3 separate regions of the Mus musculus genome follow, and all the other regions are linked to region 1. Evidence: chromatin loops called from intact Hi-C (ENCODE). Cell type or tissue: heart. All regions are shown on one strand.

The links. Hi-C counts contacts between places; a loop is a spot of excess contacts. Peaks named below come from ENCODE experiments on the same cell type or tissue, not always from the same donor. Only the 100,000 strongest peaks of a DNase experiment are listed, where the experiment ranks them.
Region 2: it touches region 1 in a loop (4-fold over the local background); 2 of 42 quality-filtered maps call a loop at or near these places.
Region 3: a loop joins it to region 1, with 6 times the contacts of the local background. A loop is called at or near these places in 20 of 42 quality-filtered maps.

What each region holds. Positions count from the first base shown.
Region 1 is chr14:75,056,709-75,064,708 of GRCm38, forward strand. No RefSeq gene overlaps it. Among named protein-coding and RNA genes, the nearest start is that of Rubcnl, 45 kb to the left of the region's middle. In heart, a CTCF peak has its summit at 4,009 (motif pointing right); no DNase peak of the experiment used is centred here; H3K27ac peaks cover 941 bases.
Region 2 is chr14:75,280,882-75,288,881 of GRCm38, forward strand. Cpb2 (carboxypeptidase B2 (plasma)) reads left to right here. Exons shown (of 11, transcript NM_019775.3): 11 at 2,350-2,674. The coding sequence ends at 2,534. Zc3h13 (zinc finger CCCH type containing 13) reads left to right here and starts at 3,485. Exons shown (of 19, transcript NM_001359875.1): 1 at 3,485-3,784. Gm35679 (a long non-coding RNA gene) reads right to left here and starts at 1,299. Exons shown (of 3, transcript XR_874823.2): 1 at 1-1,299. In heart, no CTCF peak of the experiment used is centred here; a DNase peak (open chromatin) is centred at 3,410; H3K4me3 peaks cover 2,200 bases; H3K27ac peaks cover 1,336 bases.
Region 3 is chr14:75,192,705-75,200,704 of GRCm38, forward strand. Lcp1 (lymphocyte cytosolic protein 1) reads left to right here. Exons shown (of 17, transcript NM_008879.4): 3 at 5,373-5,459; 4 at 6,576-6,739; 5 at 7,676-7,805. The coding sequence starts at 5,396. Among named protein-coding and RNA genes, the nearest start is that of Cpb2, 46 kb to the right of the region's middle. In heart, a CTCF peak has its summit at 4,541 (motif pointing right); a DNase peak (open chromatin) is centred at 2,997.

The DNA.
Region 1 (8,000 bases):
ATAGCAAAGAGCTCAGCTTCCTGGCTCTCAGGAAAAGCCTGGTCACTACCTAACATGGACAGATGTGCAGACGTTAGCAGCAGGAAACTAGTGGGCTGGGGTAGGATCACAAGACCTTGGAATGAGAGGAGGCTAGAGGCAGGCAGAGAGGCCTGAGAAGGAGTCAGTGCTACCTCACACACTTCAGTTATGTGATTGATCCCCGATGGCTAGGATTGCGGCTCACACACTCAAGGATGTGAGACCATTGTTTCCTCCGCATGCTGGGAGTTCCAATTTCTGTTTGAGTCTGCTTGTCAGAGCATCATTCAGAAAAGAACCATGTGGTTCTGTTAGAGGCATGAGAAAGGGGAACCAGGATTTCCCCTTTCAAACCAGTTAAGACATTACTTCTTAAGACAGGTCCTCAAATGTTGGTTTTAAGGAAGCAGCCTTCACAAGGGATGTTGCCAGTGAGAAAGGGTTTCTCTGCCTTGTCCCCCTCTGGCAGTGAGCTGAATAGGGCTTGTTCATCAGCAGCAGTCCCTGGACAGTGTCGGATCGATTGGTGTCAAACAGGACAGGTTTAGACCTAAGGGCGGGGACTAACATCCTATATGCCTGCAGATGTGTCTACAATGATCTCCTGAGCCGGAACAGGAAGCTGGGGCCCAGGGCGAGGCTAAAAGGGATACATTGAATCACTAACCTTACAGATAAGTCTTTCACCATGTAACTTCCCCGCCGCCACATTCCTGGACCAAGGCAGAGAAATTTTCAGCCGCCACATTGTTTGCTTGTTTGTTTGTTTTTGAAAGAGAAAGTATCCCTTCCGCCATTCTGTCTCTATTCATTGTCATTTATTATCATTTTCTGGCCCCGGCCCCATTCACCCGAAGAACATTTTAACATTAAGAAGAAACTAATGGGTGGATATGGGGGACTTTTGGTATAGCATTGGAAATATAAATGAGCTAAATACCTAATAAAAAATGGAAAAAAAAGAGAAGAAACTAACAAAGTTTATTGAGCAAGTACTATTTCCTGGGCACTTAAAGACCCCTTTGGGGAAGGGCTTGATAGTAGCCACCAGTTACCAGTTCTCCTTGCTCATTATGGTCCCCAGAACAGTGACATTAGAGCACACCCCCTTACCTCTGAAGGCTCTAAGGAAATCACTTCTGTTGTGGTTTGAAAGTGAAATATTCCTGTAGGCACAGTGTTTGAACACTTAGTTGGTGGTGCTGCTATAGATGTGGATAAGGTGAGATTTAGCCAGATGAATTAGGGCACCGGGGGCGGGTGCTTAGCACTCTGACATCCCTGGCTTCTTCTGTCCTATTCCCTGCTCCACACCTCTCACACCAGTCACGCTAGAATCTATTGCACACACAATGGGACTATACTCTGACACCAGTCATACTAGGATACATTGTGCACACAATGGGGCCACATTCTGACACTGGTCACACTAGGATACATTGTGCACACAATGGAACTACACTCTTTATGGCACATCTCCTCTCACTGAACACAAATTATTTTGTGTGTGTTTGTGTGTGTAGTTTATGACTGTGTGTAATATGTTCATGTGATGCGTGCCTCTGTATGTAGTAGATGTGTATGTACACATATGTGTTTGCATGTAGAGGACCGAGGTTGACATCAGGTGTCTTCCCAAATGCTTTCTATCTTGCTTTGTAAGAGAGGCACTGCCACAGAACCCGGAGCTTATGAATTAACTAGACTGGCCGGCCAGTCAGACCAAGCGGTTCTCTTCTGTGTGGGATTACAGGTGCACACCTCTGTGCACTCCTCATGTGTGTGCCGGGGTCTGAAGTTGAGTCTTCATGCTAGTGCAGCAAGCACTTCACCACCATGTCTAAATTGGTAACTGGTTATACCAAAGAAAACACCATTTCCCACAAGTGAAGCTGGAGTCCCTCTAACAGTAGTATTAATATTTTTTAGCACAATGCTGAGAAGACAAATGAAACCTGAGTTAAGTCAATTCAGACCTCTAGCCCACATGCTGGAAGGAGAGAACAGGCTCCCACAGGTTGTCCTCTGAACTCCACGTGTGTGCCAGCGTCTTTCCTTTAGAGTGGTTCTAAGTGTGAGGGAGACAGACAGAAATCAAAGAGTACAGATGACTCTTCGTGAAGACCATCATTGACTAAAGCAAAGCTTTGTGGACCTGGTTGTTTCTAGATCCATTCCAGCCTCCAGCTACAGTATGGCAAAGGAAGCTGAGGCAGGGTCAAAGGCCAAAGGCCAGAGTTGATTTGGAAGCACGGCTCACATCACTCAGGATCGAGTCTTTCACTTCAGTGGGCTGCCATTTCCTGAGGCACAGTCGGTCTGTGAAGATGTGAGTCCCCTGTGACTTTCATTGGTCAGTTGGCTCAGGAAGAGCAGAGCTCTATGATGGAAATCAGGGGTTTCAACAATGGAGGCTGCTGCTGGTGTCTGGTGAGTGGAGGACAGAGATGCTATTAAATGCTCCCAGGACAAATAATCTGACTCAAAATATTAGCATGCTAACCAATAGGGCCTGGAGAGATGCTCACCTCTAATAAGTTTCGGGAATAGAGATCTATTAAAAATTTTAGGAAAATAAGTATGTTATTTGATTCAGAGTCTGAAGAGCTTCAGTGCCCACTGGGCAGTGTGAGCAGCCAGCTCTAGGCTGGCCACAGCCTCAAAGGAAAGAAATGACCTGACTGGTTCTAGCTCTACACTTGCCTTATTTATCATGGTCTCATCTATGGGATTCCTGTGATTGGCTGTAGCTTACAGCTTATGACTGGCTGACCTACTAATATATGTACTATATATGTGTGTTATAATAAATATATATATATATATATTATAACGTATAACATATACTATATATAACATACGTACATAACATATTACATATACATTTAATATACAGCATACTATTATATATTAGTAAATACATTTAGGATGTTTATATATTGAGGTTGAGGAGTCTCAGCCTTAGACCAATGGCCTCCTGCTTCTTTGAATACTCTTTCTTAGTTCACAGTAGCATAGTGAATAGCAATCATAAGTAAATTTTTGTTTACTCAAGCATCTCTCCAACTTCTTGCATCACAGAACCCCTCCCTGGTACATAATCTTGACATCATGTGTGTATGTGCATGTGTGTACATGTGTATGTGTGTGTGTGGCATGTGTATGTGTGGACTAGTGTGTGTATGCGTGCATATGCTTGTGTGTGTACATGTGTATACCTGCGTGTGCTTACACATGTATGGGTATTTCTGTGTGTGCATATATGTATATTTATATATTTGCACATGTGTGCATGTCTGTGTGTGTGTGCATGTGTATATGTTTGCACATATGTGTGCATGTCTGTGTGTGTGCATGTGTATGTGTTTGCACATATGTGTGCATGTCTGTGTGTGTGTGTACATGTGTATGTGTTTGCACATGTGCACATAGAAGCCAGAGGATGACACAGTGTCAGGAGTCACGCAGTCACAATCACTTTTCACTTTCCATTTTGCGATAGGGTCTATCACTGATTCCACAGCTCATGGGTTTGCTTAGGCTGACTGGCCAGCAGGCTTCTGGAATCCTTCACTTTCTGCCTCCCCAGGGCTAGGATTACAGACCACAGTGGCTTTCATGTGGCTGAACTCAGGTCCTTTTATCAAGTGAGTCAGCTCCCCAGCCTCTTGATAGTGAGCTGTAGTTGGAAAACACTGGCCGGATAATCTGTGTTTCACCTTTGGAAAGTATGCTTTCTCCATGGCCGACTTCAGGCTCACTCAGTGACCTCAGACCTGTGACTGTGGACGTGTCATTGGTCTCTGGTCCCTCAGCAGCCTCAGTTTTGCTGGTGAGAGTAACACCATCTACACACGGGGGTCTTCTGAGGGTCAAATATTCAATGTCGGCATGTCAGCAGCCACCCCTAGCAATCCTCAATCCAAATTTAGCCTCCAAGTGTGGTTTTGTCTCTGTAATTTCCCTTTGGGTTTACCGTAATACTAGATATGACCAGCAGAGGGAACTGGTGACACGGCCTTGCCCTGAATGTTATTTAATGTCCTTTGCAAGGCTTAGCGAGTGACCTTTTGCTGATTTCCTGTAAACTGGAGTTTTAGAGCTGAGGAAGACTCTGGCAATGACAACATAGATTCTGAGTGGTCCATGCACAAGGTCAGATGCGGACTTGACCTTCATGGCTCTCAACCCAGCTCCAGGAATGGCCGCACGATCTTTCTGAGGGAAAAGCCACCAAATGTATTAGTATTAGCAAGCAGCTGAAATGAAGGGGTGGTGGCTGGTGACACTTGTTGCCACAGAAAAATGGGCTCAGCAGGCCACAGAGGAACAAGCCTGATCACAGAGAGCTACCTGCTTTTGCCTTTCAAGAGCTGGGATTAAAAGTTTGTGTCACACTATCCTGGTTGAGCATGGTTTTGTTTTGCATTTTGCAACAACGTCTCACTTTGAATTTGCAACCCACCTGACTCAGGCTCCAAATCTTGGGATTGCAGGCCTGTGTCTACCAGTTTATGGTAGTTTTTTAGAAGCTTTCTGTCTGTAGTTTGTACAAACGGGCATCTGATTTCCAGGGCCTACAACTTTCAAGTGGCTCTCATGAATTCTAGGAGTCCCTGGGCTTGGCTCCCACCTCTATGTTTCCACACATGATTCAGCCTTATACCAAATTACAGGCATAAAGTTCAACTCTTTCAACACTGAAAACATTCACACCACCGTGTTGTTGCTGATGGTTGGTTAGATTTTTGTTTGCTTTTTTGTGTTGGCTGTGTTTGAAACAAGGTCTTACCTACTTAGCCCAGGCTAGCCTTAATTTCATGATTCTTCTGTTTCGGCTTACTGATGACTGGCATTGTAGGGGTGAGCCACCGTTTTTGAGTTTAGGAAGTGCATTTCCCATTTGAGGGCCTCTGGGAGATACCATATAACCCCTTACCTACCATCTAAGCTGCTGGCCTTGTGTTTCCTCTCAAAGCTATGTATGCTGCCACTCAGGCTGACAGCTCCTTGTAACCTGGACAGTGGGCATCAGAGCTGCACCTCAGGGACAGAGGTATAGGGAGTGCTGCGGAAGGGAGCCCTGTAGTTGGCCGACATGGTTGCCGTGGGAGCAGCTTCCCTGTCCAGACCCTGCATCTGCAGCTCTGCCTCACCCTCTTCTTACTCTACCCTCTTGCTTCTGCTATTTTCTTTCCTGATGGTACTCCGTCTCCATGCCACTCCCAAATCATCCCTGTGACGTCCTCACCAGTGGCCACATCTTTTCTGAAGCTGTATCTCCATCCCTCCTGGCCACTTGCTCTGCTCTCCTTATCCAGTATCAGCCCTAGTCCTAGTTTCTTCCTCTGCCCCAGCTCGCCATACTTATTTCTCTGCCTGCCTCCTTCCTTCCTCCCTCCCTCCCTCCCTCCCTCCCTCCCTCCCTCCCTCCCTCCCTTCCTTCCCGAGAAGCATCCAGTTGCCTTCAGTTTCACCTCTGCCCTTGAAATCTTTTCTGCCTGGAGTATTCTCCTGTATTTTTGTTTAAAAAGACTTTAAAACAATGAATCAATAACTAATTGACAAATCAATTAATCACTAATGATTATGGATGGATTGTTGAACTTTTACTTCACCAGGTTCGTACTTACAGAGTCTAGGCCATGTTTAGAGAACAATGTATCTTGTACTTAAGGAGCAGGTAGCTGTGCAAGCCACTATGAAGGACCTTCAGCGATTCCTAAGTTATTTTCATTGCTACTTCATAATAATTTTGCTACTCTTATGAATTGCAATATAAATATTTTGTATGTAGGATATCTGCTATGTGGCCTCTGTGAAAGTTATTCAAGTCTCCAAGGGGTCATTACCCATAGGTTGAGAAACGCTGTCTTAAGTTTTAAACTGAGTATGGCGCGCTCATGCCTGTATCTCAGCATCCCTGAGATGGAGCGGGGAGGACTGATGAGCATCATGGGTCAGGGACGCCTAAGGCCATCCCATCCCAAAAGAAACAAAAAGAAAGAAACAATTAAAACAAACAGACAGAGCTCCAGGAGCCCGGACCTTTCTTGGAGATGATCTTTTTTTCTAAAAGCAAAAGGACACCAGGTCTGGAGCCTGTTGCAGCTTAGTGAGTCCTCTCCCATCAGGCTTTGCGGCGCTGATATTCTATAGCAGCAGATGGGAAGGATGTGAGGAAGACAGAAAGTTTACAAAACAAATGTGGCGGTCACTCGTCCCCTTCTGTAGGAATGGTCTTGATCGTCTGAAACCCTTCTGCGTCCCCTCTACTTCTAAAATTTCGTTAAAACAGAAATTCTTCCTTTGAGAGAAGTCCAAATTCCGTTTGCTCACTGAAGAAGCATGGCAGATCAACTGCATGCTCCGCTCTCCCTCTTTCTAGAAATGCACAGAGGTTAAAAATATGCAGTTTGGAGCTGAGATGAAAGGATGGACCATCTAGAGACTGCCATACCTGGGGATCCATCCCATAATCAGTCTCCAAACGCTGACACCATTGCATACACCAGCAAGATTTTGCTGAAAGGACCCTGATATAGCTGTCTCTTGTGAGACTATGCCGGGGCCTAGCAAACACAGAAGTGGAAGCTCACAGTCAGCTATTGGATGGATCACAGGGCCCCCAATGGAGGAGCTAGAGAAAGTACCCAAGGAACTAAAGGGATCTGCAACCCTATAGGTGGAACAACATTATGAACTAACCAGTACCCCGGAGCTCTTGACTCTAGCTGCATATGTATCAAAAGATGGCCTAGTCGGCCATCACTGGAAAGAGATGCAAACTTTATATGCCTCAGTACGGGGGAACGCCAGGGCCAAGAAGTGGGAGTGGGTAGGTAGGGGATTTGGTGGGGGGGGGGGTCTGGGGGACTTTGGAGATAGCACTGGAAATGTAAATGAAGAAAATACCTAATATAAATAAACAAACAAACAAACAAGCAAAAGCCTAAGAGAACACAGCACACTGTACAGGAAGGGCATCAAGGAGGACTCATTCAGCAGTTTCGACTGATGCGAGGCTGCGAACTCTGGCTGGTGTCTGAGGGACTGGACAGGAGGTCTTTGGCCCTCCTCTGTCTTCCCCTCAATCCCCGCAACCCCCCCCCCCCGCCCCGGCCCCAAGTCCTCCTTGGAAGGCCAAGCACGGAGTGAGGTAGCCTGGGCTAAAGGTGGGAACATGGGTTTTTCTGACTATCACCTTGAAAAACTCCAGAGAATCTGGGTCACGCAGAGTTTAAGATACCGTTGTAAGTTGAACAGAAGGGAATTGGGTGAAAATCTGCACACTGAAGAGATGGGTTCAGCCCTCTTCCCCCACATGCTGCCTTCAGGATTCAGGCAGCCGTGATGATACTCCCACAGAAAAGACCGCTTTAACTGAAACTGTGTGACTAAAAGTCTCTCTTAGGAACCTCGGTGCTAAATGGCCATATTCCCATAGACTCGTGCCTACACTCTCTTCGCTGACGTGAGCACCTTCTGGATGGAGGTGAGGTCACAGAACTGAGGACTCTGCTGTCTCTGGTATGATGTGAAGAGTGGTAGAGGTTAGAGCTTGTGTGAGATATCTTCTGTTGGTTTCTCAGTGCCCCACCCCCATCCTTTTGTGCCTGAGGTTTATGGCTCCCTGGCCTTATGGCTTCCAATTGAGTCTAGACAATTAGTAGCCCCCAAAACAGAGTTGAGGGAGGAAGGGCAGCGAAGTCTCCACTATCTGTTCCCTAGAGTATTTTCCTGTGAGGATGCCTTCTGTTCCTTGGCCAAAGGTCATAGTGCCCGTTACAGAATCTGTTCTGCATACCAGGCTGTTCTTCTTGGTTCTGAAAATCTCCCTCATCTCTTGAAGAGCTGACGAGGTGGTGGGAGCTCTACCACTGTCAATCAAGGTTCAACCACACCCATTCCTAACACTGTCAATCAAGGTTCAGCCACGCCCAGTCCCACCACTGTCAATCAAGGTTTAGCCACGCCCA
Region 2 (8,000 bases), 220 kb after region 1:
GATTGACCCATGGCTATAACAACAGTTGCTTTGTTTCAATACCCCTGTAAATTATCAAATTCTTTATTAGCAGCAAGTCCAATCCTTCTTCCTTTATCTTTAGTCCTTCCTGGAGCTGTCTATCAGATTGGGCCACATACCTTTGGTGTTGTTGGCCCATGGCTGCCTTGTTAACATAGGCAATTTCCACACACTAATTCACCTAGGGTGTGTGTGTGTGTACTCATAGGATAAGAGCTGGAACTATAAATGTTAGGTGTTTGTTGATCATAATTATTAGAAATATCTATGGATGACTGAATACATCCACTATTGATAGATATTTAAAAAATATTAGAAATTCTGTATAAACCATCTATAATCCCAGCACTCAAGAAGCAGGAGAATTAAGAGTTCAGGGACATTCTGGGTTATATGGAGAGTATGAGGCCAGCCCAGGCTATACTTGAGTTGTTAAATGCATGTATGTGTATACATAGACACACAACATATATGTGGCAACTACAAAAAAAAATCCTAAGACATACTTAAAGTCAAATAACAGGAGATGTCTACATGTTTTGGGTACTAGGAAAACACTATTAAATTTTTTCCTAAATTGTTTTGTGTAGTTGATGCAGTCCTGTGACACTTAACTAATTTTGAAGGAAGCCTACATGCTTTGTGATGGGGAAACAATAGTGACCATTCCATAAATTGATTTGTATATTTGATGTACTTTTATTAATCCTGACATGATTTTGAAGTTTATTTGGAAGCATGCATATGGTAGAGGAATTTGTAAAATGCTAAAAGTAAGGCTAATAAGAGACATTTGACCCCACTGAGCTCTCAAGCATATTATAAACATAGGATAATTAGGATGGTGTGGAACTAAGCCTAGAAGAGGCAGGTCACTGGACGGGAATAACAGGCACAGGAAGATATTCAAATATATAAGGAGACCTAGTATGTTATAGAGGAGGCATTTCAAACCATATTTAATTATCAGCCCTGGAAAATCTCACAGGCCACTAAGAATAAAAATTGAATTGAGTTACTAATACATTTTCACTAAAATAAATGCCAAACTGATCAAATATTAAAGCACAAATAACCCCGCCATAAGCTAAGAATTTGAGTGAGAAAAACCTCACACTTTACATAGATTTCATGACAGTAATGCAGTTCTTACAAACAGCATATGAAATTAACCATGTAGAAAAGTGATCAAGAGGCTAGGCAGGGTGGTTGGTGGCACATGCCTTTAATCCCAGCACTTGGGAGGCAGAGGCAGGCGGATTTCTGAGTTTGAGGCCAGCCTGGTCTACAAAGTGAGTTCCAGGACAGCCAGGGCTACACAGAGAAACCCTGTCTCGAATGCCCCCCACCCGCAGCAAAAAAAAAGCAATCAAGAAAATTGATAGAAAAAATATAAAAATGAATATAAAAATGTATGCAATCCATTGATAAAGAAATCTAAATCAAAGACAATTGCTTCTTCTTTTCTTTCTTTCTTTCTTCTTCTTCTTCTTCTTCTTCTTCTTCTTCTTCTTCTTCTTCTTCTTCTTCTTCTTCTTCCTCCTCCTCCTCCTCCTCCTCCTCCTCTCCCTCCTCCTCCTCGTCATCGTCGTCGTCTTCTTCTTCTTCTTCTTCTTCTTCTTCTTCTTCTTCTTCTTCTTCTTCCTCCTCCTCCTCCTCCTCCTCCTCCTCCTCCTCCTCCTCCTCCTCCTCCTCCTCCTCCTTCTTCTTCTTCCCAGAAAACTGACAGGATGCAAGATTCTTGCCCATGGTGCAGAAGCTGCCAGTTGGGTATGCTGACACTCTCCTGGGAGGAGAGAGGTTCCATTCTTTTGATTAGTACTTGGTGACAAGTGTGGTAACTGTAAAAGGTACACCACTTTAGTCAAGGAACTTTAACTCTAGAAAAGCTACTGAAGTAGGAAACATTGATTTATGGACAATGGTGCTCATTCTAAAGAAACTAAGTTATTTATCAACAAAATTATTTGAATCAACTATAGTTTACAATGCAATCCCTTAAAATGACTCAAAATAATGTCTATTCAAACACAATAATGATACATTTGGTAATGTTACAATAATTACTTCCAGAAATGTTACAAATTAAGACAGAAAGTACATGCACTGTAAAATGTACTAAAATGTTATTGGCAGTTATCACTCCTTAATCAGATTATTGTTGAGTTCTGGGCAACATGTGTTTTCTTTCTTAACATGGTTTCTTTTAGATGACTACAACTTTCAGATAAGAAATTTAGGTAACATCCAGAAGGAAGCTATTTTCGTTTCTACAATGAAATAAAGTGTTTGTTGCTATGAAATAAATATATTTTGTGTCTCTTTTAGATCTAGCTCCTGGAGGTTCTGACGATTGGATCTATGATTTGGGCATCAAATATTCGTTTACAATTGAGCTCCGAGATACAGGCAGATACGGATTCTTGCTGCCTGAGAGATACATCAAACCCACTTGTGCAGAAGCTTTGGCCGCCATCTCTAAAATAGTTTGGCATGTCATCAGGAACACTTAATGCCCTAACCTCCGCTCTCATTATTTTTATTTTATTGATTTCAGCAACACTTAACTGTTGCATTAGCTTCTAAGTTGAATCAGTTTCCTTGGTTTTGTTGAAGAATAAAAAGCACACTACTTTGAGCTTAAGAGTGAAAATGGCCCCCTGTGTATTTTAACATTTTTATTTTTATTATTTTTATTCTAAGAGGTTAGCTACTGGTCCCACCCCACCGTCCCTTGATTTATGATGAACAGCTATCTTAAGCAGTTTTAAGATGTACTGTGTGTGTGGTGGGGCGTGAGGGTGTGAGTTTAAGCACCAGGTTTATGCTGGACCCCCATCAGAGGCCAGAAGAAAATGGGGAACCGCTGTTACTGAAGGTTACAGAAGGTGGTCAGCAGTCACGTGGGGGATGGGAGTCAAACCTGGTCTCTGAAAGAGCTGCAACCGCTTTTAACGGCTGGAGCCATCTCTCCAGCTCCTCCTAAGCAACTTTTACCCTAAATCTACGGAGATCATTGGATCCAAGCAGGAAAAGCAAAGGCACTCTGTAGCACCTCAAGGGTTTGCACCCTAAAATTTTAATCAGTCTCTGCTCTTGTTCTTGAAAACGCAATCCGTGCATTTCTGCTCCAGCTTCAGGCCCAGGCGGGGGACGGGCGGTTGTCAAAATCTGCAGCTTCGAAACGCACCAGGCTGGTGGTTACTGCCGAAACAAAGTAGCACTTTATGCGATGGAAAACGGTGAAAACCAGAATCTCAGTCAACTGAGAATCTCCGTCCTCCCACGCTGACTCCGTGTCCCCAGACCTTAGTAAACAGGCGTCAGGAACACACTCCGCACTGCCCTCGCGTCGGACGCGAGGGGGCGTGGTCTGAGAGGGGCGGGGCTTACTCGATGACGACTAATCTGGGGGCCGGAAGCTGCCTTGCCTGCGGAGGAGTCGGGCAAACTCGCGACTTCCGTCGGCTTTTAGATGCTGCCAGTGTAGCGGCCAGGCAGAGTTGTGGTCTTAGCGTTGCTCTGCAGTGGCTTCTGTGCGTCTCTCGTCTCGTGTCCGGAGCTCTCCAGAGCTGGGAGAAGATCCGGGCGGCTCCGCTGCTCCCTGTTCCCGGCGTCCGCCCCGCTTGAGGAGGGCCGGCCCCTGGGAGCCGCGCGTGCACGTCCTCTTGGTCGTCCTCCCGGGGCCGGGCGCGGGGACAGCCGGAGCTGAGGCGTCAGGGACGTCCTGAAGACTGCGCTTACAAGGGTGCTTGGAGAGGAGGTAAGCGTTCGGGGAGCGGATGGGAAGAGGCGTTGGACCCGGCTCGTGTGGGCGTCCTGCGCTGTGGCCTCCATCCTCGCTCGCCTTGTTCTGTGCTGCTTGTGTTTCTGAACGCTGTTTGAGCATCCCACCCTTGACTCTGCAGAGGCTCTTGGTGTTAGATCTGGCTGTTGCTCCAGTTGTGATTCTGCAGTCTGTGTCAGGAAGCAGGCGGACTCGGATACCGTGGTGTGGTGGTCGCATTTGTGTGTGGTGAAAGGATGCAGCAGTTGTGTTTCTTGGATTTAGAGTTGCCTTCTTCACGTATTCCAGATCTATTGAAGAAAGGAGAGTCCTTTTGATTGTTCCTGGTCTTGCTTATTTCCCGGCTGCAGTAAATACTATTGGGAGTGTAGGAGTACTGTTTTATCTTTATACTCCCAGGCAACGGGAAGCTGGAACGAAAGGAGAAGATATATCTGGCAGTATCACTTGCTAAGCAGGTTGACATTTATGTGGCTGGAAAAGTATTCAGAGTTGAAGAAAATACTTGGATGATATTGGTAGGATCTTGCTTGTGAGAGGCAGTATCTTAAGTTAATTCGTTTTATTAGGAGTCTTCAGATAATTTGAACTCTTTCAGTTATGGGCGTGCACAGTCTCTCCTGGTTTGTGAATTTCAAAAAAAAATAATTTGAAAAGGTTGGACCTTTAAGTTTGGCATTTAAGGGTTTAAAAGTCTGTGATATGTTTATTTAGTTAGTCCAGATCACTATGCGGCTCTGCCTATATGCTTAGTTTTGCTATGTAGTACTTAACATTACTAGCTTTAGAATCCAAACAACAATATTTCGCAACACAGACGTATAAATTTTTAAATAACCTCCAACTTCTTAGTTAGATTATATCAGATGACAGTTTCATCTGGAGACTTAGCAAGCTGATGTAGGAATGTCACAATTTCTGTGCAAACGGTTGTGCCCTGAAACTTGAGTTTCAGTGTGAGCATCTGGTAGGATGTAGTTGATACCAACACATAGGGGGTGACTCAGATACCTAAATGTGCAGAAACTCAAATCCCTTCTGGAAAACGATGTTTTATATGCCTTCAATCATCTCTATACTTCTAATACATAGTGCAATGTAAATCCTATAAAAGTACTTTATGCTAATTTTAAATAATGTAAATAAGGTTTGTACACAGTGTAGTTTTGGTTTTTGGGTTTTTTGTTGTTGTTTTGTGTTGCTTTGTTTTTGTTTTTGTTTTCCTGGATATGTTCAATCCAGGGATACAGCTTCTTTATTTGCTTTCTGTTTACTGGTGACTTGGAGTGAACACTAACCTTTATTCTGAGTATATTCTCTGTTCTCAGCAGGCCGTATCACCCTGAACACCTGATCTCAGAAGCTTATCTGGATTGGGCCTGATTAATGTCTAGACTGGAGACACTTACCTCAGTTTAATGTCTGTAATATAAATTTAGAATACTAAAGCACAGTATGACTTTTATATCAATACATTATATTAAGTCATTAGTGTTAATTTATATTGTATTAAGCATAAATTTTGAATTTAAATCTTGGTCTTTTTTAAAGATACATATATGTATTATATGTATATATTACTTATACATATACACACACACACACATATATTTAGCTTAACAGGATTTGAATCCAAAATATACCTGGTTTTAAACATTTAGGATAAGGGAATTCACAATTAGCATATTTTTTATTAACAAAATTTAAGAGGCCTTGAAAGTAATTACTTATTCAAGAAGAGCCACCTCTGCCATGCTCCTTTCTCAGCCAGGTTGATGGTATGGAACTCAGAGTATATTGTTCCCTGAAGAAGGGGAGCAGTTCTCATATTTGAGATGTATTTTCTCTTAATAGGCTCAGTATTATTGTCCCTGAATTTGAATTTTCTTCCTTTTTTTTTTTAATTGAAAGGAGATGATGAAAGTTCCAAATATTTATTACACTCCAGAGGAGACTAGATAAAGGAAAACAACTGCATAGTCATTTGGTTTTGATAACTCTTGTATTTGAGAAAGATGGAAGAAATAGGTGGTGATAGCCTTAACCAAAGAATAATTTGAATACCAAATGGAGGAACATCTTCAGGCAAGAGTCAGTTTAATAATAAGTGGTTGGTTTACAGTCTCTGATTGGAAAGACATTGGCATCTACAATTCTGGTTCTTTATGTCTGATAGTTCTCTTCCACTTTGAAATACTCATATCTGTCTCATTAATGGTTTTTGACTTTTAATCAAATTTAAATTCTACTCTTTTGTAGTATTCATCTTTCTTTGTGAACCCAGCATTTAGGATGGGAATTTTTGAGCTTTCAAAACATCAGTGATTACATGGTTTTGAGTTAAATGGCTTAATATATGAAACAGAATTTTTTTGGTGTATTGCAGATTATATATTTATTTTCTGACAAATGAGATTTTAAACTATACTATCTTCTGTGCAAACAGAAAGCATTTATTCGTGCAAAGTTGTAACTGTGTGATTACTAGTGTTGAGGATAATATCATATTGTGGATTGCTAGTAGAAGTTCTTAGGTTGACGATATATTAATCAGTTGTATTACTGTAATGAAATTCTTTATACAGGATACATAGGAAGAAAAGAAAGCTTATTTTGACTTATGGCTATAGAGATTTATGTCCAAGGTTGGATCCATTGCTTTGGGTTCTTTGGTGTGTAGCACAACTACAAAGTGGACTTAGAGGTAGAGATGAACAGATTAGTTTTTCAACCTCCTTTGAAAGTATCCCTTTGCCTCATGATGCAAGGATTTCCTGTTATGCCTTACCTCTTAAAAGGTCCATAGCACCTCCTGCTACCACCACGCTGAGGACCAAGGCTTTACTGACAGTCTCTGCAGGGGGAGAGGCATTCATCCAACCCTTAGCAAATGATCAGAGGTGTTCATTCCAGAACCATTGATCCAGAATCTAAGAAGCCGAAGCAGGAAGATTCATTCTAGGTGGATATCTTTCATTCTTAATTTTACTTTTTGTGCCTCATGTTATAGTCCTCTCTCTAATCTAGACCTGTTACCAAAATACAGTGTAATTGTAGGACAGAATCCTGTAGGATTCTAAGGCAAAAGGATATATCTTTTATTTCATTGTATTTCTTTCCCCCTTAGTTTGGAAGGCTGAGTAGTAGTTGGGAAATGACCCTATAGGTGTGAGCTCTTTTGTTTTTAGAATTGCTTATTTTATTTTTGTTTTATGTATATGAGTGTTTTGTCCGGATGTATGTATGTGCACCACATGTGTGCCTGGTGCCTGAGGAGGCCAGAAGAGGGTCTTGGATCCCCTGGAACTGGAGCTATGGATGGTTGTGAGTTACCATGTGGGTGCTGGGAGTTGAACAGTGGTCCTCTACAAGAGCAACAAGGGCTTTTCACTGCTGAGCCACCTCTGCAGCCCCTGCAGGTGACTCTTGAGTCATTCTTCATGCCATCTGTAAAAGCAGTGTTTGTATGGGAAGTAGCTTGTCACTGGTAAAAGTACAAGCCCAGCCTGGTGTGGCTTATGTGTTGGGATCTGTAGCTCTTCCTTCATTGGTGTAACATTCCAGTGGGCTCTAGACATCCAGGATCAGAGAGAAGCTGTGAAGCCATGCACTGCAGCAGGTCAGGGAGGAGAGCAGTGATGTCTAAATGGAATGACAGCGGTAAAGACATAGTAGAGCAAGGCAAACTGGGGTCCCTTAGAAGACCAAGAAAGGAGATGGCAGAAGATCAGTACTTCAACTATAGGAATAAATAGTGTTTAATCAGGATTCACTAGAGCAGTGCTTCTCAGCCTTCCTATGCTGTGACCCTGTAATAAAGTGGCCACCCAATCATAACATTATTTTGTTCATACTTCATAACTATAATTTTGCTACCATTATGAATCATAGTGTAAATATCTGATATGCTGGCTCTCTGATATGCAACTCATCTCTGAGTCAAGAACTACTGCTATAGAGGAATGATGGGTAGTATTTAGGCTGAAGTCCAGCTTGTCCAACAGTGGCTGTCCAATGGAAAGTCCAAGAATTAAGTGGTCGTTCAGTGCACAAGGCTGCAGGTCTCAGCTGATCTTCAGTATATGGCAGGCAAAGAACAAACACTTCCTTTTTGTCCTTTATATAAGCTGCCACAAGAAGGTGTGGTCTAGATTTAAGGTAGATCTTCCTACCTCAAAACATCTGGATTTAG
Region 3 (8,000 bases), 140 kb after region 1:
GGACCAAGAGTCAGAAGTTTCCAGTTTTCCTTCACCTACAGAGTCAGATTGCAGAGAAAGTGGGGCACAGGCAGAAGTGTGCCTTGATCCTGTGATACGAGGTGGCAGATGCCTGGGACTCTAGCAGGTGGATAACTGGTCACTACTGTCCCTAACCTTAACACTGATGCACCCAGAGTAGCCTGCGTCACCACACCGGGACAGGCCGCTGCCCCCCTCTTTCTGCTGTTTTCACAATCAGTTCTGAAACCTGAGAAATCCCCACTCCTAAGTCCACACTCACTTAGAGGAGCCGTGTTCTTCTGCAAATCCCTCAGCACTGTGATCTGTGGTAAACACCTAACACGCGGTTTCTGCATCTGGTCCTTGGGCAATTTGAGTCAAAATTCTTCGGTAATAACTCATTCTCACAAACCTTGTTGTCTGTCGAGAAGGAGCAGACTTTGTGGCTTCGGCAGCTGGGGAGGTATTGAGCTAGTTTTAAAATTAAGTAAACAACAAACAGAAAAAAAAAAAAAACCTAGCGATCTCTTTAGCCAACTGTCTTGGGATTCTATGGCGATGGATCGAAAAGGCCAAAGTCCCCACGGGAAAGCAGAAGTGACCCAGAGAAATGATTTGAGATTCGTTCTCTTAGATCTAATGGTTTGGGTAGGGATCCATAAGGGAAGGTCCTGAGCTTACTGCTAGTTGAAATGCTTCCTGGCAGAGCATTGTTAGTTGGTGTGGTCATTAGAAAGGGACACGTGAGCTGGTGAGATGCCTCAGCAGGTAAAGGTGATTGGGACTCAGCCTGACGACCGGAGTTGGATCCCTGGGTCCCCACATGCTGAAAGAAGAGAAACGGACTCATTCGAGTTTTCCTCTTACCCCTACTTGTTCGATGTAACACACCCACAGCCATACACTCCCCCACACTAAATAAAATACAATTAAATGTTTTACCAAAAGGTAAGGCACGGGCAGGGTCTGGGGATATAGCTCAGTGGAAGAACACATGATTAATATATATAGGCCCTAGAAGCAAAAAGAATAAATAGTATGAACCATACTCACAACAGAGTCTGTAAAGCTCAATTGAAAGTACTCCCTCGTGCCCTGGAAGACACGTGCCTTCTTTCTTTTTGGGCTCCTGATACCCAAGTAGGAGCCTTTACTGCTGCCTATATGGTGCTAGTATTGCAAAGCGACACCTTCCCCTGAGGACCTGGATAATAGGTGGTGATAAGATAGTCCACTCCTTCTAACTGCAGGAATGAAAATGGGCACAGTCCCCTCAGGCAAACACATAAACTATGTACGATATCTAAAATTAGACACTACTGCAGCGATGTCCTTCTTAGACATGGCTGGTGTGCATGTTAGAACATTAATCATGTCCTGCCCCACGCTGGGGAAGCACTCTCCTTTCCACACCGCACTTGGTCTAATTAGCTGAAGAGTCTCCTCTCTGTCAAAGTCACTGAGACTTTTAGGGGTAACTTCACCCTCTCTCTTCTCTTCTCTGTATTGGGAACACCAACTGGAACGGCCTTGGAGCATTTGTGCACAAAGCATTTCACGTGGTTGCATGACAGTTTACCCCGTGCATAAATCAGAAAACTGTAATAAACTTCATCTGATGCTCCAGTCTCTAAAAGTGGAGCTGTTTTTCTAGGTCCTGCTCAGCATGAAGGTAAAAGAAACACAATGATTTGTGTAAGTCTGGGCCCTACACAGCCCACAGTGGCCACAGCAACTTAAGCTGTCAGCTCCAACCCTCTTACCAGCCCATTTCTTATACTGCTTAAGTACTCTTTTCTCCCCCCTTCTTTCCTCCCTCTCCCTTCCTCTCCCTCCCTGCCTCCATCTTTCTCTCCCTCCCTCCCTTCCTTCCTTTCTTTCTCTCTTCCTTTCTTTCTTTCTCAAAGCTATTGAACCAATGAAGACTTGAGGATTTTTAAACATGAAGTTATTTCCACTATTTTCATCTCCAAGTTGATCTTCCCACCCACAAACCTCTAAAGAGAATATTGTTAGGTGGTATGTTACATTATATTAGACATTTGTTCCTGACCAACATATTGGTTTTATTTTGTGGTTGTTTTGGTTTTTGTTGGTTTGCTTGTTTTGTTTTGCTTTGTTTTGTTGAGACAGGGTTCCCCTCTGTGGTCCTGGAACTCACTAGTTCAGGTTGGTCTCAAATTCAGAGATTTCCCCATGCCTCTGCCTCCTGAGTGCTGGGATAAAGAGGTATGCCACCATGCTTGGAGACATTTGGTATTTATACTAAAACATTTCTCCTTCATTATACCATGACCTTTGAAGGTTTTTTTTTTTCCCACTTCGATGGTTCTTCTATTGCTTCTATGGCTCTGTTCTTTAAAAGTTATTTATATTTTTATTTATGTATATGTGGGTGCCTGCATGAGTTTATGCACACCACGTTTGTACAGGTGAGGCCAGAGGACATCGGGGCCCCTGGAGTTGGACTTACAGGTGTTGCCGAGCTACCCGATGTGGGTGCTAGGAATCAAATACATCTCCTCTGTTAGCATAGTATGTGTTCTTAACTGCGGAGCCATCTCTCCAGTTCTCTTAGCTCTGTTTTTGACACAGTGCAATCTCATTTCTATTTCTACTTGAACTTCTCAGCAGTCTCTCACAGTGTCCAATAATCGGACACTCTTGTGTGCAAACCCAGGGCCAGGTTTAGATTCCACGACCCAGTTTACTCGTCTCAACCACAGTCCTTGTGCTGTGCTTTTCCGTTACTAACCAGGTCAGGCTTCCCTTGGAAGAAAGAGCAGGGCCTGACCTATAGTAGGCATTCATAAAATATGTGTGGAACGTAAGCACCTATGGACACCTATATACCAAGTGTGGGATGTCTAACAAGGAGGCCTGCCTGACAGCTGTAGAACCAGACTTGCTGTGGCCTCTAGGAATTGCCGCAGTGTGTTAGGGAGACCCTGCTATGAATGCGCATGTGCGGTGTTGGTCTTGTTGAGGTGAGATGAGCCAACTCAGCCATAGTAACTTAGTAAAGTTACAGCAACTTTCCTATAACAGAGGCCTCCATTGCATAACATGCAGAAGTGCAAACTTCCTCTTCTGCAATTCCCAGACAGGCTCATGATGTTCACATTCAATGCCCCACTAGCTAAGGTATTCAAGATGCTTATTAGCGACTGCTGATCTATGAGCAAGTGCAGAGAGTGAGAGAAAGGCATGGTGGAGTGGAGCCTGGGTGCACAGCCGGGAAGAGGGGAGTGAAATGAGAGTTGGAATGTTGCTGAGATGTGAGTCTTAGATTCTCCCAGCTTCTGTGTCCTTCTCTATAAAATGAAAATAATTGTACTAATGCATACCGTCAGCTTATACTGAGAGTCATCGGGGGACAGTAAAATATGGTGCTTACTGCACCCCACAAATCCCTCTTCTTAGTGCCTGGTAAGGATTTTGCTATGAGCCTATGGTTCTTTTTAGCATTAGCTTTTAGAGAGCTGGAGTTTAACTTTCAGCCACTTACTAGCAAAGTGCGACAGATTTTAGGCATCCATTGACTGCTGAAACTCCTCGCTGACTGCATCTGCTTGCTGCATCTATGTTTATTGTTCTTTGGCTTGAAGATGCCTCTATTCAAATGAGTTTTGGAAATCTGATTATAAGAGGAGAATGGAGAAGGAGAGGGAATGGAGAGAAGGTGGTGGTCCGATCACTAGTGCATGTCTCTTCAGAATTTCTGTGCTCTGTGAACGAGATCATGTGTGTTTGTACACTTGTCCTTCAGCATGTCCTGGGTCCCCCCAGAGAACCCATCATACCACTATCTTGTTAGATATAGAAGGCCAATGATAATAAAATAAAGTTTCAATAGCAAAAAGGCCTCTTAAATGAGTTAAAATGCACCTATATTAGATACTTTCAACCATGTCTCTAGTTCCCACCGATGATGGGAGCTAAGATCCTGTTGGGTGGGGAGTAGTCTGAGCTTCTCAGGCAACACTCTAAGGCTTGCTACTTTTATTTGCTTACTCTTGTGGCCTGGGCATTTGTTTATTTTCATTTTCATGCATGAATTTTATTAACAAAATATTGGATAACAAAAGTTTGAGCCATTGTCATTTCATGTGGCTGGAGAGTTTCACTCACACTGGCAGACATGTGCCACTCCCATTGGCAGATAAGAGTGGATGGAGGTTTCACGGGTATGTGTGATGCAGTTTGAAGTGTGGTGCAGTTTGACCCATGGGGTTTATTGTTATAACATTTGCTTTTTTTGCACGGATGTCAGTCGTTACTGAGAACAAACACAACACCACAGAATAATGTGGAAACATAAAAAAGAAAATGGGTTTAAAGTATCCTTGCCATAAATGGGAAATATTTTAAAATATATAAGTTTATTACAATGGTCAAAATAAAATTATAGTTAGACACATCTCATCTGCTGTTTCCCTACTCCATTTACAATCAAGAAATCTGGCGAATGGAACCTCCATCCCCAATGTAGCAAGGAGCCTTTCTGGTTCATTCACTTTCTTACCACAAGGGGGCAGCAGTGATGCGTAGGGATAGCAGGTTGCTCAGCAAACGTTTCTGAGAAAACATTTAAGATGTGTTTCAGATTTTCATATTTGAATTTTTAGAAGGTCACCTCCTTCCTTCATCCTTGACTGTGTATGGTCAAACTTATGCACAGAACTCTCTGAATTTATAAAGGATATCTACGGGCGTGGCCAAGCATTAATTTAAAGATAATCATGATGGCATTTGTAAAGTTACTTATGTAAAAGTTAAAGGTTTTAATTGTATGTTTCTATATGGTAAATTACTCCAAAATATAGCAATATTACCACCTCTTTCTCTGTTCCTTGTAATGTTGGCTTAGAGTTCAAATGGGTCAGAAGTTTCACCCTGGCCTTCTCAGCCAGCTGCCAGGTGAATCCCTTAGCTGGGAGTTCAGGAGGGGCTGGTACTTAATTCTCCTTCACCTTAATTCTTCTCACTTCCCTATGAGAACAGGGGGAGGGGGGCCGACAAAGGATGAGTGGCCCAAGAATGAATATTTCAAAGTAAAGGAGGTGGGAATTTCCAGTCCCTCCATCACCTTCTGATTGTCACAGAAATCCTAAGGTCGGTTTAGATAAGCACTTACTAAGCCTTAAGTCAATATAGATAAGCACAGCTTACCACGTGAGGAGCTGCCTCGTGGTGCGGGGAGGGGAGAGATTGCAGGCAGCTGTCTTTGATGACCCCACGTGGGAGGCTGGGAGGCTTTGAAAGTCATGGAGGGTGGGGGCGAACATGGCTTCCTCTAATAGACAGGCTTTGTTCTGAGCTTACTGGAATTTAGATGCACAGTGCTCACTCTGACGTTCTTCTCCCAGGTCTGTCACCTAAAGCAGTGAAAATGGCCAGAGGATCCGTGTCTGACGAAGAAATGATGGAGCTCAGAGAGGCTTTTGCCAAAGTTGGTGAGTGGACCTGATTCTTCCCCACCCCACGCCCCCTCCCCCGCCCCCATCGTCACGCCCCGTCACTGTTTACCACTGTTCTCAACCTGTGGGTCGCGACCCCTTTGGGGGGTCAAACTTCATAGGGGTCACCTAAGACATCTAGAAATCGTAGGTGTTTCCATTACAATTCATAACAGTGTCAAAATTACAGTTGTGAGGTCGCAATGAAAATAATTTTATGGCTGGGGGTCTACAACATGATAAACTGTATCAAAGGGTCGCAGCTTTCGGAGGAATTAGAGCCGGGGAGAGTTGGTTTCAGTAAGGTGCGCTGGAGAAAACAGGTCCTTCCTAGTTAAAACAGTGAGCCCGCAGCCTTTTCCCATAGGCGTTCCCTACACGCCCTTATTTACATTCTGCCTGCTTTCCTTTGATTTCCTTTATATTGATATTCTTCCACTCCTTATTGGTAAGCCCCTTGTGGTTTACTTTTTAAGTTTCTCTAAGAATTCCTAAGGATTGCAGAAGCAGGTAGGGCTCAGTCAGTAAAATGTTGCCACTCAAGCGTGAGGACCTGAGTTTGATCCCCAGCACCCACGTAAATGCTGGGCCTGGTGTCCCACACGGGGCAGCAGAGACAGGTGAGTCCCTGGGGCTCACTGGCCAGTTGGTCTAGCCAGTTGGGGAACTTCAGCTTCAGTGGGAGAGCCCTGTGTTGGAAAACAAATGGCTCCTGAGGAACAACACCCAAAGTTGTCCTGTGACCTCTACATGTACATATGCCCTTATGGGTACATACACAACACAGACACACACACACAAACACATGTGTGGACACACACACATGCAGGAAGATGCACACATACATGCCTGCACACGTTCCTAAATATCCTGTTAGTATCCCCTTAATTTCAAGATCTTAATTAGAATTAGTCTTTTACTGTGGGTGTTGGAAGTGATGTGACTGTCTAGATCCAAGAGCAATAGGCCTCCTGGCAGGTTTCTGCCTCTATCTGGGTCAGACCCATGCCTGGTCATCTTTCTCCAGCTCCACCCATCCTCTAGTATCCCTTTGCCTTTCTAAAGACTGCACCCGAGTTACCTTAGAGCTTCACTCTATCCTTTGTGTCACAGATACCGATGGCAACGGATACATCAGCTGCAATGAGCTAAATGACTTGTTCAAGGCCGCCTGCCTGCCTCTGCCTGGGTACCGAGTGAGAGAAATCACAGAAAACCTGATGGCCACAGGTGATCTGGACCAAGATGGAAAGATCAGCTTTGATGAGTTTATCAAGGTGAGCAATGATACTGAATTCAAGGCCATGCACTTGAAACTTGAACTCAGTGTCAACAAACATCCAGAGAGGCGATCCGTCCCTTCCTGGCTCGTTGGTACAGTTCTTACCTTTGTGGTTTCCTTGACTACAGCTTGAGTTTCTAAAAATGTCTTAATCTACCTGGGTGTGTGTCTAGGTTAGGGTGTTATTGCTGTAAAAAGACACGCTGACCACAGCCACCCTTACAAAGGAAAGCATTTAATTGAGGCTGGCTTACAGTTTCAGAGGTTCAGACCATTATAATCTTTGTGGGAAGCATGGCAGCATCCAGGCAGGCATGGTGCTGTAGAAGGAGCTGAGAGTTCTGCATCCTGTCCTAAAGGCAGGAAAAGGAGACTGTGTGTCACACTAGGCATAGCTTGAGCACAGGAGACCTCAAAGCCAACCCCTACAGTGACCACTTTCTCCAACAAGACCACACCTACTCCAAGGCCACACATCCTAATAGTGCCACTCCCTATGGGACAAGCATTCAAACACATAAATCTATGGGGCCACACATATTCAAACCACCACAGTGCCCACCTCCTTAATCCCTGCCCTTGGGAACCTAAGGCAAGAGGATTTGGGGTTTTGTTTGTTTGTTTGTTTGGTTGGTTGGTTTTTCGAGACAGGGTTTCTCTGTATAGCCCTGGCTGTCCTGGAACTCACTTTGTAGACCAGGCTGGCCTCGAACTCAGAAATCCACCTGTCTCTGCCTCCCAAGTGCTAGGATTAAAGGCATGCGCCACCACTGCCCGGCAAGAGGATTTTTTTTGAGTTCAAGGCCAGCCTGGGATACATAGTAAGCACCAGGCCAGCATAAACTGTGTAACAAAGAGTTGGTCAAACAAACAAACAAACAAACAAAAAAATCAAAATCAAAACCAAATGAACCAAACATGTTTTTAACAGGTCTTCCATGGCTTAAAAAGCACCGAGGTTGCCAAAACCTTCCGAAAAGCTATCAACAAGAAGGAAGGGATCTGTGCGATTGGCGGCACCTCTGAGCAGTCCAGCGTTGGTACCCAGCACTCTTACTCAGGTAAGCTGTGCTGATGGGCGGGGGCAGAGGAAGAATGTGTGAGTTGAGAGAAGACTGGCAAAGGATACAGTGAGGAGGAAGGACCCAGCTGTCTGGGGTTGTAGAGTCGATATTTGCTATGCAAACCAAAGGGCTAAAAGCAAAGAAGCAAGCACACCCACCTGGATGGAGACCCATCTTCCCCTGTAGGAGTGG